2 separate regions of the Homo sapiens genome follow, and region 2 is linked to region 1. The links are chromatin loops, found by intact Hi-C in ENCODE. Cell type or tissue: GM12878. All regions are shown on one strand. Each heading gives the region's core, and the rest is flanking DNA. Links, peaks and the distances in the headings are about the cores only. Region 1 has its middle 13 kb from the start of FHOD3. Region 2 overlaps TPGS2 (tubulin polyglutamylase complex subunit 2).

Region 1 (9,411 bases), core at 625-8,624:
GGTTTCCAAATATTGAAATAGTCTTGCTATTCCTGGATAAACTCCATTGATCCTGATATTTTATTTTTTTCATATATTCCTGGGTTTGATTGCTAATATTTTGTTGAGGATCTAAGCTCATGAGGGATACTGGTCTGTAATTTTCTTTTCTTGCACTGTCTTTGTCTGGTTGCCAGAATCTCTGAATACAATGTGTATTTGTCTTATTAATATTTTTCTTTCTGCTGCATCAGTTTTTGCTTCATGTATTTTGGAGCTATGTTATTTGGTGCATTTCCCCTAAGATTGCTATGCCTTCGTGATGGACTTATTCCTTTATTGATGTGTAATATTCTTTGTCCTTAGAAATTTTCTTTGCTCTGCAGTCCAATTTATCTAATATTCATATAGCCATTTCTGAGGATTATAAGCTCCTATCACTTATGAACATAAATTCAGAAATTCTTTAAAAAGTAGCAAACTTTGTTCAGTAATATCTGCAAAGATGATATATTATGACCATGTTGTATTAATTTCAAGGATGCCGAGGTTTACTTTTAGAAAATAAGAGATTAAAGGAGCAAGTCAAATTGTCTCAGTAAATGAAGAGAACAATTTTGATAGAAATTCCACATTCACTTGTAATTAAACACACCTTTTAGCAAGCAGAAGAAATATTAGTGTAAATAATACTAACTGCTCTAACAAGCAAAGCAAAAATCTCCATGGCTTACTGGTGGTAGTGATGGAGGCAGTGAGCATGGCGGTACGATCTGTGGTGCGATGCCTGGCAGAGCCTTTAGTGGTGTCTACTTTAGAGTAGCTATGCAATCTCCAAAACTGATTCTTTGGCTCTCTGGGGAGTCTGCGAGCTACACAATATCCTTTATTACACCTATTTTCTGCTTAGTCTTGTGAGAATTAGTTTCTATTGTTTCCAACTAAGAATTCTGACGGATAGAAAATGTGGTGCCTGATGTGTACCACATCAGTGAATAGTAAGGACTCAAATATTTCAAATTGGAAGGTTGATAACCTTTATTATATTGCGGCAAAATATTTATCAATCTGTTGCCTGTTGTCTTTTGAGACATTGACCATATGCCAACCGTATGGCATATGTTAGAAGACATACGGAAAAAAATCACATTGATGGGGCTCCTTTTTGCAGAGTTCAGCAAAGTTCTAAGGAAGATAAATAAACTCAGGCTAGGAGAGAACCACATCAAGGTCATGGCCATCACATAATTAGCTAAGAACTCTGAAATAAGGTACACTTTTGGGTTTCTAGAAAGTTTTAAATGTGTAGTACCATAAAAGCTTGATGTGCCCAATTCTTGTCAATATTTCCTCATCAGAATTGTTGTGTGATTTTTAATACATAGAGTTGACCAAAATAAAAACCTTCCATTTAGTTTTGAAAGATCTGTATTAGCAAAAGCGCCACCAGTCTGGACTAAAAGGGACTGACTATTCAAGATATAAAAAAAAACTTCTAAGCTTCAGACTTCATATGGAAAGAAAGAAAAAAGATAAGGCTATTCAGCCACCAAAAAGTGCACATTCTCCAAAGTGCCCTTTTCAGACGGGCACTTCAGAAGGACATAACCCAAGGAGTGTTATGGAGAAGAAAAGACCTTTCAGAGGATGGATCCAAGAGTCACCGAGAGCAATGAACTGATGCAGAAATGTAAGCTTATTGTGGGAAAAGTAGAAATAGAGATGAGCAAAAAGAAATACCCTCTCATCCTACCACCCTATCAGAGACACAGTTAACCTTGAATGATTTGGTGTATAGGTTTCCAGACTTTCCCCCGTGCCACCAATAACTCGTGCCCTTCTGTGTAGCTTCTCTTAGTGCTCTTGTGACTCTGTTCTTTGCATTGATGGAAAAGCCATATGTGGTGGCTCTCCAGGATTCTTGAAAAAAGCTCAGCCCTGGCCTTTCCAGACAGCTCGTTGGGAGTTTAGAACACCCTTTTGTCATCCCTTTGAGATCTTGGCTGGATGCCACCCTGGGCTCCTCTCTGGCTCACTACCCTCCTCTCCTGGCCTTCTTCACCAGCTTTGGTTAATGAAACTTGATGGATCATAGTGCCGAGCACTGTGCTTCGTGCTGGGGGCACAAAGATGCATTTTACATAGTCCCTGCTCTTAAGGAGCTGAGTGAGGATCTAGTGGGTGGAACCAATGTATAAGCAGAAACCATTAAAATAATCTAGTCACTAATTTCAACAGTTCCCATGAGGGAAGCATTTAAAAATGATTTCACACGCAGAGTTTGGTCCCCAATTTTAGAAAAAACTTATAAATCCTGTTAAAACATGGCTTCAGCTAAGAAGTCCCAATGAATTTTAAATGTTTATTTAACATTTAAAGCAGCAGATTTACGAGAAATCTATTCAAAATGTTGAATTTATAGTAGTTGTACCCTTTCCACATGTTTTGCTTATAGCTCAAATTAGCCTTTTTAAAAAACACAGTTGCTTAATGATGCTGAATTAATCATTCACTCAGCAATAATTAATTCTTACCAGTGGAAGCACGATGACTTTTCTCATAAAACATGGAGAAAAACAACTCATTTAGTGACTTAGTGACAAAGTAGTATGTTGGAATTTTGATTGCAGTAACTGAAGATGAGTAGGGTTATTGAGATCATACTTTTTTGCACATTAAAAACTATTTCTTATTAAAGAAATTTATTAATAAAAATAACATTTATTTTCTACTTGTGAATGTATATAGAGTCATGCACTTTTATTTTATTTAATTCTCACAAAAACCCTAAGGGTAGGTATTTATACCTACATTTTCCAAATGAGGAAACTGAGGCTTAGAGGGATTAATTGACCCAATCAAGATCAGAGGACGACTTATACAGAGCAAGGATAAGATTTGAACCTAGGTCTGCCTTTTCACCATTGTGATAAACTGCTGAATAATGATCATTGTGGGCACCATTGTAAGCACTTCACAGGTATTAAATTACTTAATCCTCTCTAACAAGTTTATGAGAAATCTATGACTATTACCATCTCCATTTTAGAAATGAGGGAAGAGAGGCACGGAGAGAGTAAGTCACTTGCCCTAGGACCCTGAGCTCGTAAGTAGTGGGGCTAGGTTTTGAACCCAGGCCTCTAACTCAGGCATCCATTTTTTTGCTCACCTCACTCAAGGAAAGCCATTATTGTTTATTAAACAAATTGCTTTTTGATACACATAAAATATTGTAAAAATAAGCATTAGCAAGTGATTTGTTCATGAGCTGTGATGGCCACTGTGTGCCTCCCATTGCACTGGATGGTGATTGTGAGAAAAGAAAAGACCACAGTTCTTTTTTATAGAACAGCATCTCACTCTATCACCCAGGCTGGAGTGCAGTGGCATGATCATAGCTCACTGTAACCTCAAACCCCTTGCTCAAGTCATCCTCCCGCCCCAGCCTCCCAAAACACTGGGATTACAGGCTTAAGCCATGGGCACGGTCCCACAGTTCTCGTGTTCAGTGAGCTAGATGGCTCTTATCAGATGATCACAAGGACAATGGCGCTTTCAGGGAGGTTCGGGAGCCAGGTGTACATCTAGCAGGGACCAGGTTGGCCTGTGAGATTGAAAGGGAAGTCCCACAGATGGTCAGAGTGCCATCTCCTTGGGATGACAGAAAGCTGTCCATGAACTGGGTTCAGTGGCTCATGCCTGTAATCCCCACACTTTGGGAGCCCAAGGTGGGTGGATCACGAGGTCAGAAGATTGAGACCATCCTGGCCAACATGGTGAGACCCTGTCTCTACTAAAAATACAAAAAAATTAGCTGGGCATGGTGGCGGGCGCCTGTAATCTCAGCTACTCAGGAGGCTGAGGCAGGAGAATCACTTGAACCCGGGAGGCGGAGTTTGCAGTGAGCTGAGATCATGCCACTGCACTCTAGCCTGGGTGACAGCAAGAGACTCCATCTCAAAAAAAAAAAGAATGCTGTCCATACAGAAGCTGCCATGTCCGTTTCCACCAACAACTACCTCTGGCCTCCAGGGCCTTCAGCAAGGGAAGAGAGGAAAAGGCATTTGGAGTGTGCCACAACCTTTCAACTGCGATGAGAGACGCTAGGCACTGGAAGGCTGGCTCCAGTGATGGCATTTGTTCTTTGGAGTGACCCTCTGATCAGAAGAAGCCCTCTGGACCAACTGTGTCCCATCCTTCTCAGCTCTTTTTTATCCGAGAGGGAGGGGTAAGCTACTGAGGACAGCACAGGCTACAGGGATCCAGCGGATCCAGAGATCCACTGCTAGAACCGAATGCTGGCTAGTGCTTGAAGAGGATGCTGATACAACAAGCCATCCAAGGACACTGAAAGCAGCAGAAACCTTCACTGGGCAGGCAGTGTTCCCAGCACCTCGGATCTCCAAGAAAGGCTGAGGCTCTTCTTGCCAAGGGAAGAGTTCAGGACATCCTTGGAAGCAGAAGGAAAGCTAGGATCCATCCACCTGGCAGGCACCTTCAGCCTGTCTTTCCTTTTTGTTTTTAGTCTTTTCCCTATTCTCTTGTTTGTGCAGACAGAATTAACTTCTACATAACTCACTTTGCAAATCTCCAAATAAAAATCATGGAAAACATCATACTATATGAGCAAGTGATTGAACATCTCTAAGTCTTACTATGTCTCATCTGAAAAGCGAGGAAAACCACAGGATCTATCTTATAGAATCGAGATCAAATGAGCCAGTTTGTATTTTAGCTCAGTGCCTCAAAATAATTATGCCTGAGTAATCCAAGTCTACCACCTGCTGGCAGCATTAGGTAAGTGCAGAATTTGTTTCTTCAAGAGGCTAAAAACTGGTGCAAATTGGGTCAGCAAATCCTAAAGAGAAGAATGGCAAACATGATCACACCTCTGACCCTCTGCCTGGGTTACTGAATGGACCAGATTTCAGATGATTTTCAGTATTGATGTTGGTGTCGTTTAAAAGTTAGTTTCTGAATTATTTCTTGATCAGATTACTTAAACCTACTTTACATCGACCATTCTTTTGGGGTTCCCTATTTTTCTTAGAATTCTTTAAGGACGCTGCTTTGCATTGGTGATTTCATTAGGTAGAGTCTCTCTCTCTCTCTTTCTGAGTGGGTGTGTGACTGTATACAAAAATATATAAATATATGTACATATAGAAAACGTTTTAATATGTATAGAGATGTGTATATGTATATATAGAGAGAGTATTTTAATGCATCTATGTGGAGTGTGTGTGTACATTGAGAGAGCTTTAATATATAGTGCCCATTCTCAGCAGCAGATCTAGGTTTTGTGAGCCTAAAATGCATGCAATTTTAAAGTCATCTTTAAGGAAAAGAATACAAAATCAGGCCAGGTGCAGTGGCTGATACCTGTAATCCCAGAACTTTAGGAGGCTGAGGCAGGAGCATCACTTGAGGCCAGGAGTTTGAGACCAGCCTGGGCAATATAGTGAGACTTCATTTCTATAAAATATTAAAAATTATCTGAGTGTGACTGCATGCACCTGTGGTTTCAGCTACTCTGGAGGCTGAGGTGAGAGGACTGCTTGAGCCAGGGAGGTGGAGGTTGCAGTGAGCCAGCCTGAGTGACACAGCAAGACCCTGTCTCGAAAGAAAAAGAAAAAGAAACCCTGCAAAACAAAAAACAAACCAAAACCCAATAAAAACCCAACCCCAAACAGAAACAAACAAAGAATATAAAACCATGAATTAAAAATTAGATACAAAAAGATTGACTTGCATGAGAAGAGAAGGGGCTTTGGAAGAAGTCTGCACAGTAACAGCCCTGAGCTGAAACCTTGTTACCTTTGTAATAAATCTGCCTCTGCCTGATTTCTCACTGCCTCCTTTTCTTGTCCATCTAAGTGCCGCCCAACCTCTCCAGGGTTACTTTTACAGTGCTTTTTGCAGTTTACAGAGTGAAGCACTTTTTGTTAACTTCCTAAACGGTCCCATGAAGACCTGTCCTGGTCTTTCCTCTTCAACTTATGGGTGGAAACAAATTGTTTTGACATCACTCGGAGACACTACTTGCTGCAGTCAGGACAGAGTCCTCCATTCATTGTGACCTGGGGATTTCCTTTCCACCTGGGTGCTGAAGCTCTCTGTTGCAGGAAGCATGTCTGGTTATCAAAAATTATTATCCTCGGTCGGGCACAGTGGCTTACACCTGTAATCCCAGCACTTTGGGAGGCCAAGGCGGGTGGTTCACCTGAGGTCGAGAGTTCAAGACCAGCCTGAGCAACATGGTGAAATCCTGTCTCTACTAAAAATACAAAAATTAGCTGAGCATGGTGGTGGGTGCCTGTAATCCCAGCTACTCGGGAGGCTCAGGCAGGAGAATTGCTTGAACCTGGGAGGTGGAGGTTGCAGTGAGCCGAGATCACGCCACTGCACTCCAGCCTGGGTGACAAGAGCAAAACTCCTCAAAGAAAAAAAAAAATTCTCTCATTTCCTCCTGGGGCACAGCAAATATTATGTCACATTTATCCACAGTTTGGTAAAATAGCCTTACTTTTTTTTTTTTTTTTAGCTAAATAGATAACTAGCTAAAACTTTTTAACCAGAAAAGGTGAAGTTACCTTAGAAAAAATAATCGAAAATTGGACACTCAAGACCCTTCTACCCCCATACAATTGCTTTCCAGTGGCTAAAGTCAATGTACACTATTTGTATTCTGTTTTACTCTAAAGATTTTGTGTATTTCAACATGGTCTTCATAAGTACATTTAAATAATGCATGGTTGTATTCATGTATTATAAGTAATACAAATATACCTCATATTGATAGACATATAAATTTCCAGTTTTTAATTTTATAATTAATACTACAATAAACCTTATTTTTGAACATGGCTATTTATTTATTCATTTTTTTTTGCTCCTGCTAAATTATTTTCTAAGAATATGAATGGAATTCCAGGATAATATTTATGAAAATATTGCCAGGTACAGTCATAGTATTTTCCACTAGAAATGTGCAATATAAAGCGTGCAGTGTTTCACTAGCATGCAGATCCATGTGTTCAGGTTCCCTGCAGTTGGGCTTTCAAGTGTATCATAAGGAACATACACTCCAGTTCTTCCCTGGTGTAGCTTGTTGTGTTCGTGGCACCTTCATAGGACCAAGGAGGCAGCATGTACAGCCTCTAGGGAGAATGAACCAGAGTGGCTTCAGGATTTAGAGAAGGTAGAAGTGTGCCTGACGACAAGAATGCGGGGAGAGTAACGGGAACTGAGGAGTGGACAGAGTGACCCTGCATCTTTCCCCACCCAGTTCTAGTGAGGCTGGGAGGCTGAAAGATGCAGGCTCACTCCCAGCATCAGTGGGGCCCAGGACAAAAGTTCAAATGGATACCCATATGTCATATGTCTAAATATTTAACATTCATAAATTAAACATAAGAAATATTAACTAAAATATGTGCTAGCCTCCTACTCTGACAAAATCCTTGGCACTCTGCATAGGAGCACGATGGCATGGGAAGAGCTGGTCCAGCTCCTGGTTGCCAGCCATAGCCTACAGCCATTTTCTTCTCACCCTTGAGCCGTGAACCCCAGATGTGTAGACACTGGAGACTATACATTCAAACTCTGTCCATACCTTCCCCTGCAATCAGCTGCCATTTAGCCCCTTTTCATGCTTAGGGGTGCACCCCTACGGATGCTCTGAAAATGACACACACATACAGGCCTTGGGGACATGTTCAGAGTCATGTGGGCATCTGAGGTCCTGGTGCCTGGAGAATAGTCTAGAGAGCAGCTTGGGTTCCAGGTGGGCATAACATCTTGGTCCTGTGGACTTGCCCTATAGGGAAGGATGGCAGGAGCAGGGCCAGGATGAGGCCCTCCAAAGCATGGAGCCCAAGGCAGGGGCCTTTCTTGTTCTGGGCAAAGGGCAGTATTGTTAAAATTTTTCTGGAGAAAGTAAACTACCCCAGAGGAAAGACCTAAAGATAGTCAAGAAATAAGCCATTTGTCCACTGGTTTGGTCTGCAGTGGAGTCCATCAGGCAAAGTGCCTCTATTATACCCTAGAGCTTCCAATCAGCTTTCTTTCTTTCTTTTCTTTTTTCTTTTTCTTTTTTTTTTTTTTTTTTGAGGCAGAGTCTCGCTCTGTTGCCCAGGCTGGAGTGCAGTGGTGCAATCCTGGCTCACTGCAACCTCTGCCTCCCAGGTTCAAGCGATTTTCCTGCCCCAGCTTCCCAAGTAGCTGGGATTACAGGCGCCTGCCACCACACCCAGCTATTTTTCGTAGTTTTAGTAGAGACAGGGTTTCACCACATTGGTCAGGCTGGCCTCAAACTCCTGACCTCAAGTGATCCGCCTGCCTCGGCATCCCAAAGTGCTGGGATTACAGAAGTGGGCCACATTGCCCAGCCTCCCAGTTGGCTTTCAATGTGATGAACAGCCAAGGATCATGCCATTTGAGGAAAGTGTCTACTATAAAAGAAAAAAACTGAAAGAAAAAGAAGAAAGGAAGAACCCAAAGTGTACAGAAACAGTGCAGCAAAAAGAAGAAAACTTTAAAGAAAATGTGGTTAATAATATCAGGGAAATCCTGGAAATAAGAACAAGATATTTTAAAAAGAAAAATCACAGAACAAGACAGAATTCTTGAAAAGTAAAAACATGAATGCTGCAATACAACATTCAGTAGAAGAAAAGGAAATACAGTTTAGGAAATTTCCCAAAAAGTAGAAGAAAATAATCAGAGAGATGAACAGGGCAGAAAAGTTAAGAAAATTAGAGAACCTGCTTAGTGATCCAACATCTGAATAATAGGAGTTCTAGGAAGAGCAAGCAGAGAACACTGTGGAGAGGAAATGATCAAAAACAGGATATAAGAACATTTCTGCATCAAAGAGCAGGATCTCTGGATTAAGTAATATCCACAAAATGACAACAGGATGAATGAAAAAGAATCCCCACCAGGGCACCTCATCATGGAATTTCAGTATATTGGGAATAATGAGAAGGTTCAAAAAGCTTCCAAAGAGAGAGGGGAAAAAAGTTACCTATACAATGTAGAGTTACCTATACAGTTGCCCCTTGATATTCATGGTTGTTTGGTTCCAGGACCTCCCTTGGATACCAAAATCCGTGGGTGCTCAAGTCCTTCACATAAAATGGTGTAGTATTTAACATAACCTATGCATATCCTCCTGTATACTTTAAATCATCTGTAGATTACTTATAATATCTAATATCATGTAAATGTTATGTAAATAGCTGTTGTGTTGTTTAGGAAATAATGACAAATAAAAAAAGTCTGTACATGTTTAGTATAGATGCAAGCATTCATTCTTTTTTTGAATATTTCCAATCTGTGTAGGTTGACTCCATGGATGCAGAGCCCACAGACACAGAGGGCCAGCTATACCACAGCACAAATAGTCTAAAGCAACAAGAAAAATTAGAA
Region 2 (8,000 bases), core at 1-8,000, 520 kb after region 1:
ACAATGGTTATCATGAGATTCTGCTTGAATAACCTAAGCCCAGGTATTGTTTCGCCCCATGGCTGACGAATCTGATGGAAGGTGGGAAGAAGAGGATTACTCACTGCATATTCCAAAGTACCAACCTTTCATACAAAAAAAGGAACTGGGGGCCACGGGTGATGAAGAGCCCCCATTGTATGTATTAGGGTAGAGTGGAAGAAAAATTTCAAAGGGAATACCAACAAAGAACTGGGAAATCTGGGCTTTGGGACATTTGAAGGGTAAAGGACATTAAAATGTTTTTGCTCCCTCTTTCCTTTGTTTAGCAAGTATTCTGCATAAACATTTTCTGAAGGAGTAATAGCTTTGATTATATAATGGACCCCTTCTATTCTTCTTGTTATAAGCTTTCATGATTAAAAAAAAAATTCCCCCCTTCTCTTTATCATTTTCCCTTACTCAGTGATGAGAATTTGGCAGTCTTCTTGCTTGGTTCTAGTCTTCTGTGATTAGGGTGTAAATACAGACTAGGAAGCTCCATGTTTTCTTTATTTGCTGAAAAAACTGGAATGGTTTAAAGCAATAAAACAACCTGTGTAAAGACCATGGAATGTCTAAGAATAAAAGACCACTAAAGAGGCAAACATCAGAAGATGCCTCTGCTGCCTTTTCTGTCTCTGACTTAGGCTGTTCAGTATATCATGGGTATGGAAATGGGGATAAGAAGACTGGGCTTGGGGAGATTAAATTAGAGAGGGTATTGCAATAATGAACTGGGACTCATTCATAAAATTTTATTCTCTGAAGCAGGCATATAAAGGGGCTAGCCTGTTGCAAGGATGTGGGCCAGGGAAAGTCTGTCAGTTGGTTTAGTCTCTGTCCCCTCTCTGTTGCTCCAGACACCAAAAGCCACGGCCATGCTATAAAAGAAGGTTCTGATGCTGGTGACAAGGATGGTTTCTAAGCCAAAGGAGGAAATGATTCTAAGATAAAAGCTAATGTTCAATATTCACTAGCAAGCTATAAAAAAGTACCTCTGGCTGGGTGCGGTGCCTCACACCTGTAATCCCAGCACTTTGGGAGGCCAAGGTGGGCGGATCATGAGGTCAGGAGTTCAAGACCAGCCTGACCAACATGGTGAAACCCTGTCTCTACTAAAAATACAAAAATTAGCCGGGTGTGGTGGCACATGCCTGTAATCCCAGCTACTCAGGAGGCTGAGGCAGAAGAATCTCTTGAACCTGGGAGGCGGAGGTTGCAGTGAGCAGAGATCGCGCCACTGTACTCCAGCTTGGGCAACAGAGTGAGACTCCATCTTAAAAAAAAAAAAAAAAAAAAAAAAAAAAAAAGTACCTCTGACCAGCAGTGCAAGATAGACAGGAAGGCTTTGGAAATCACCCAAACAGAACTCAGGTGTGTAGGTAGAAGGCCGAGGCAACAAAGGGGAGAAGTCTGCTCTGTAGATTTGCAGTACAACAGAAGTCACTGCATTTTTAGGGACAGCAGTGGGGAAATGTAGGGTACTTCCCAAGGCCAAAGTAGATCTGGTTGGAGTCAGAGACAATAATGGACTGGAGGGGAGGAACTGGAGGGGAGGGGCTGGGGAATCTGTGCCACGAACGGGCTGGGCTCCTGTGGCTGGACAGGGTTTTCTAGACTATGAAATGTTTTCAAGAGTCTTCACCTAAATGTTCAGCACTGCCTTTTATGCCTACATAGTACCTACAATCTGACATGTACAAACTTGTGAGTTCCCACATCCACACAAAAATGTTTTGTCCTAGACAAAAGATGGCAGCCTGTGAATTGAGGTAGCTGGTGACTTAGGCTGAGGTGATGTGAAGGAGAGAAGCGAAGACTCTGGTTTGAGGATTAGGGCCCTAAGGTCTTTATGATGGTGGGAATAAAGGAAGAGCCTGAAAGAGATAAGTGGCCCCCTCATCAACACTAGAGACTGTCACTGCCGCCTACCCTGAGGGGTTTGCTTGGAGGTAGAGCCCTCTGAGGCTTTAAGTTTGAGGTGGCTAGGGTTTTTTATGTAGTAATTAATGGTTTTCTCTACCCTATTCCTACAGGAATCCTCTAAATTGAACTTCCAGTTCCATACTGCTAGACTGTCGTGGGATTTGTGGTGGGTGAAGCAATGATGGCATCTGTTAGTTTTGGGACATAATCACAGCTTCTGGACATGGCACTTGAGGGGCACCCATGAAAACCATCCAGATTCAAAGACTCAAAAGTCGAAGGGCCCTCAGAGTTGTCCCATTCAATCTCTCAGCCAGGGAAATGTTCTCCTACAAGGAGGCTGACTCACCATCCAGCTTCACACTCCATGTCATGTGGAAGCCATTGGTCATCAGGTAAAAGTTCTTCACATCTTCAGGCATCACACAGTTATTCTTCTAGAATCACAAAGCAGCTAAGTGTTAGGTAAGGGCTGGGAAAGAGGGTACAGGGCTATGGCTTAAGGCACTGGGGACACGTTTAGCATGTTATACGTCCCTGAAATAGGAAGGCTCTGATAGTCACCTACAAAACTCTATTAGAGAGGCACTGGGGTCTTGCAAGCAGAGTTCCAGTTTGCCTTTTTTTTCTTCAGCAGCTAATGCAAACCAGGTACCTGCTCTGCCATGATAATGCCTCAATGGGCAGCCACCTGGCAAAGGAGCTCAAAGGGAACAAGCTGAAGAGGAGACAGGGGAACATGGCAAGAGGGGAAGTCCTAGGTAAAGTCTGACAATGTTCAAGCAAAGCAATCACTGCCGTACATATCAGACCCATGGTCATATATTATTTTCTGAAACAAATTATTGGACAAATGAGAGCATCTTAAAAGTGAAGAGTGCCTGTAATCCCAGCACTTTGGGAGGCCGAGGTGGGCGGGTCACGAGATCAGGAGATGGAGACCATCTTGGCTAACATGGTGAAACCCCATCTCTACTAAAAATACAAAAAATTAGCAGGGTGTGGTGGCGGGCGCCTGTAGTCCCAGCTACTCGGGAGGCTGAGGCAGGAGAATGGCATGAACCTGGGAGGCGGAGCTTGCAGTGAGCCGAGATTGTGCCACTGTACTCCAGCCTGGGTGACAAAGAGAGACTCCATCTCAAAAAAAAAACAAAGTGAAGAGTATATCATTTCCAGAAAACTTATGCAATGTCTAAGTTCTGACAGCTCTTAGAAGGTAACCATATATACTCAAATATTTCACATATCCATGGATATGAAATCATCCAAACCGTTGCTGGAGAGAACAAAGAAGAAACTTAGTATCCCTTCAGGAGATACCAGGAACAAGCCCTACATTCTAAGTAACTCACATCTGTGTGTGTGTATGACCAGTCTTCCCTAGCCAACTCAAATCCCTGGAATGTGCAAAGGATGAGTTCTCCAATTCATTTCCTGGGCCCCCTAGAGTGACTTCTTGATGTAGTTACAGAGGCAAAGAGGCAACATGTTAATAACTATCCAAGCTTGTGGCTTACTGGACCCTTCTGAGATGTGATACCGACAACTGCTTATGTCAGGACTGCATTAGGTCATCCTGTCAGTCAGTTCTAGGTACCCAATGCATGGGAAAGCATCATGTAGAAGGACGATTTGAGTTCACTTCCCAACTCTGCCAGTAGCTGAGTGACGAACACATCACTCTGTGAATCTAGGTTCAAGAATAAACTCTAAGACTTAATATACAGAACACTGGCAGTACGAGGGGGTGTGAGTTTGACAGGAAGAGAGGAGACTAGGAAATTATTATTATTCACAGCCACAGCATCTTCAGGAACTATAGATAAAGAGAAAGCTTCAAGCTTGCCGGAGATTTTAAGCATGTTTTTAGATTATTAAATGGACAACAGCTGTCATTTTAATGAAACAGGTTTTAAATTTCTTTTATTTATGAACTAAAATGTATGTTCTGATCAAGTTTTGTTTTTTCTGTGTCCATTATTTAGTACCCAGTCTCATAAATGTGAAATTTAAGAGACTCAGACTCCTTGGACTAATTTGTTTTCCTATTATTAGGAGTAATGGGCTTGCTCCTAGTGCCTCCTGTGTGGCCACATTATCTGTGCTTTCAGAAGAAAAAATGCACTTGCAGAATGCCTTTCTCCCACTCCTAAAACCCTGGTACAGGAAGCCTACAGTTACCAGTGTTCTGCAAGGTCCTTGCTCCTCTCGTCGCCCCAAAAGGACAGCATTGCTCTGACATTTTGATCACTAGTGCCATCTAGTGGTGAAGACAAGGAAACTACTGTCTATCCGCCTTTCTTAATGGGGATTCCATGAGATCCAGGCTGAGGGCAGGTGGACTATTTGGCATTGTTCATATGTAAGACAGGCTGAATAATTCCAGTAATTAATAGTAATTATAACATTTGTTATGGTATTTATTTCACCCAAGAAATAAGTTTTGGTATTATTTTATACCAATATTTTTTACAATTATTCAAAATTCATACAAATAGAAAAAAATCTGTGAAATCAAATATTTAACACACATTTCAAATACTAATATACATAAAAATATTCAAGTAAACCAAATTCATGAAAAACATCAATCCCTCACTGTCATTCTAATTTAAACGACTAGCGGCCCTGACTCTGCTGCTTTTTGCTGCAGACCCTTCTGCCCCAAGCACCCCTGGGGCAGTTGCTGGGCCTGCAGTTCTCCAGCCTTCCTACTGCATGTAGCTCTTCTGAGTGGGGCAAATCCAGGAAGAAAGGTTCACAACCAAAATTTAAATGACCACATACTTGCTTCAGTCCTTTAAGGTTGGAGAGAAAAGTAAACAACCTCTCCTAATTTTAACGTATCTCACCATTTTTTTTTTCTGGCCAGTGACTCAGTTACTGCCGTTTTAAAATTTCTGTTCTAACCAACCTGAAAAGAGTTTGCTTTTCCACAGGGAGCAATCTGCCCACATCAGAGGGCTTCTTCCCACACAGATCCATGCCCAGGCTATATTTTGGGGGGTGTGATAGGAGGGCAGGGAGGAGGAAGATCGGCAGAAAGTGAATGGAGGAGGGTAATATCAGGATTGGAGAGAGGGTCTGGGGAGAAAGCCAACAAGGGAGAGTAACAACGACTGGTATCTGAACTAACAGCTGATTGCATCAAGATGGTATCTGCAATCTCTAGCCCAGTGGTGATTCTGTCACATAGTTCCTAATTTTTAATCTTTCTTTTCTTCTCCTGAGATAATCTACAATGGTTTATTTAAGCTACTTTAGAAAGAGTCCATCACAAGCTCTGTTACTACTTCATCAGATGAAGGACCTGAGCCACTTTTTTGTTTTGGGAGCTATCAACAAGATTCCAGAAAACCAATAGCACTGGGCCTCAAGGGAAGGGCTAGGGGCTGTCCATTGCCTTCTACTCACCTTTTCTACTCCTGGACAATCCTGCACCCCATTATTCCCCTCACTTTTAGAGGCCACTTCCCAACTAGGGAGCAGATGCAGGATCAGGTCAGCATAGGGCCCAAAGGACAGAAATCAATGTCTCTGTAGGTGCTGGTCCATGCTGAGCTGGCTCTCTGGCTGGTCTGCAACCATGGCCAGGTGAAGAGCTGCCCAGGACGTCCATCAAGGAGCATGAGAACATTGCTGGAAATTGTGGCAATGAGCACAACGGCATCTCCTGAAACTCTTCTCAGGGAGGACATTCCATGAAGTGGAGGAAAACCTGGATGAGCTGTGGAGGGATGGTGTGAGATCCCCAAGAGAATTCCCAAATATATTCTCAAACTCCCACCTTAGGAGAGGTGGAGGGCTTGGTTAACTGAACCCTTTTGTTTTGTTGAGTAGGGTATGAGAGTTTGGGGCCAGAGCTGCATTGCTTAACAGCCAAAGGAAAGGTAGCATACTTTTTCCAAAATCCTTTCTCCACAGAACCATTAGTCTCCCTCTAAAAATACGTGAAGAAAAAAATATATAAATATTGGCCTGTCTAGAGGCACCACAAGTCTTGGTGAAGCTGTGTGTCTGACAGAGCTCATATGAGGCAACCTTCAGAAGAGTAATACCCTCAAGTTTATATAATCATCAAAATTCTACCACTGGGGGAATTAGTGGGGGAAGCCTTTGCATCTACAGCTGCTCTGCTTCAGAGATGGTGGGTGTGGTAGCCTGAGTCTCAGGAATGCAATTAAGGATTGCTTGTGGAAAAGAAGTTAGGCAACCTTGGGAAGGCTCGACACTCTTTCTGACTTTTGCGTTTTATCTAATTCACTTACTCATTTCACATTTATTAAGTATCTATTATGGGATAAATACTGTGTGGGGCACTAGAAACAGAAAGAGAAATGAGGGAAGGGGCAGAGAAGGCTGTGTCAGACACATGGATTGCTTATTCAAATCCACCTTCCTTTTTCTCCTTGGCAGAACCTTCATTTTGTCTGAGATGGCAATGTGTCCTATTAAATACTTGTTTTCAGAACCTCCTGCAATTACTGCTGGACATTAAAATGTAAACACAAGTCCAAAACAGAAGGTTTCTAAGAAAACTTTCACTGTCCTGTTAAAAGGTGACAGATATGCCTGGCCACATCCCTTACCTCTTTTTTGTTTTTTGAGCTTGGAAATGATAGCTCAGACTGTAGCAGTTATTTTGCCACTATGATATTGTGAAATAAATATTTGGTCTCTGTCCCAGATTCCTGGCATACAATTTCTAAAATCCTTGGAATCTCCAAAGTGACATCTTTTTGTGTGCTAAAGAGTTGACAAATGACTGGCATCTCCAAGGTAGCTGCAGGATGGGGGATGATCACCAGAACAACCAAGGCAGGCAGTGGGTTGGAACTTTCAGCCCCACCCCCTGACCTCAGGGAGGGAAGAGGGGCTGAAGGGTAAGTTGATTATCAATGGCCCATGGTTTAATCAATCATGTCTACATAATGAAGCCTCCATAAAAACCCAAAAGACAGAGTTTGAAGAGCTTCCGGACAGCTGAGCACATGGAAGTTCCTGTAGTGTGGCGTGCTCTCGGATGGCAGGGAAGTTCCACGCCCCTCCCACCACACCTTGCTCTGTGCATCTCTTCATCTGTATCCTTTGTAATAAACCTGTAAATGTTAAGTAAGTGTTCCTCTGAGTTCTGTGAGCCACTCTAGCAAATTAATTGAACCTGAGGAGGGGGTCATGGGAACCCCAATTTATAGCTGGTGGGTCAGAAGCACAGGTAAAACAACCTGGGACTTGCAATTGGCATTGGAAGTGAGGGCAGTCTTGTGAGACTGAGCCCTTAACCTATGGGATCTGATGCTATCTCCAGGGAGACAGTGTCGGAACTGAATTGGAGGACACCCAGCTGGTATTCACTGCAGAACTGATAGCTTGTTGATGTGTTTGGGAACTCCCCCTTGCAACACACACACATTTGGTCATGGAAATTTTCTGTGTTGATTGTTGCGGAGTAACAGGAGAGGAAAAACAGTGTGTGTTTTTTCTACTCAGAGGCACCATAAAGAAAAAGGACAAAATAATTACAGAGATAACGGCTTAACATTGTCAGGACTGATGAACCAACTGCAACTGTCTACCTCAGGACTTGATACATGAAAAATATTAATTCCTATTTGCTTAAGCTATTGCTAGTTTATCTTTCCTTAAGCCAAACATATTCCTAATTTAAATAGAGATAAATGTTTAATAGGTAAGTGTTGTGGAGCTGAAGGGGCAAAGAGAACTAGGAGGGAAGAGTCTGCGAGGAAGGAAAAGATCAAGAGAGTTCTGCTTCTGCATCCAAGGGAGGAGAGGCTAGCAGAGAAGGGAGTGGCTAACTGTGGGGCATGCAGGAGCCACACCAAGTGAGATGAAGTAAGTCTTTAGCCATGAAGAGGTCCTAGTGATTTTGACAGAATGGTATCCAAGAATGGTGATGGCTAAAGAGAGGCTGTGGCAGGATGAATAACTGAGAAATGAAGGAAGGATGGTAATTTGTAAACTATGGCCACTGGATCCACCCTGTCACCTGTTTTTGTAAAAATGTTTCATTTGAACACAGTCACACACATGCA

The links. Hi-C counts contacts between places; a loop is a spot of excess contacts. Peaks named below come from ENCODE experiments on the same cell type or tissue, not always from the same donor. Only the 100,000 strongest peaks of a DNase experiment are listed, where the experiment ranks them.
Region 2: a loop joins it to region 1, with 3 times the contacts of the local background. A loop is called at or near these places in 7 of 110 quality-filtered maps.

Annotation. Positions count from the first base shown.
Region 1 is chr18:36,280,123-36,289,533 of GRCh38, forward strand. No RefSeq gene overlaps it. Among named protein-coding and RNA genes, the nearest start is that of FHOD3, 13 kb to the right of the region's middle. In GM12878, for the core only: a CTCF peak has its summit at 4,757 (motif pointing left); a DNase peak (open chromatin) is centred at 4,739.
Region 2 is chr18:36,805,551-36,813,550 of GRCh38, forward strand. It overlaps TPGS2 (tubulin polyglutamylase complex subunit 2), which reads right to left. Exons shown (of 7, transcript NM_015476.4): 3 at 2,297-2,384. Among named protein-coding and RNA genes, the nearest start is that of TPGS2, 19 kb to the right of the region's middle. In GM12878, for the core only: a CTCF peak has its summit at 4,202 (motif pointing left); a DNase peak (open chromatin) is centred at 4,181.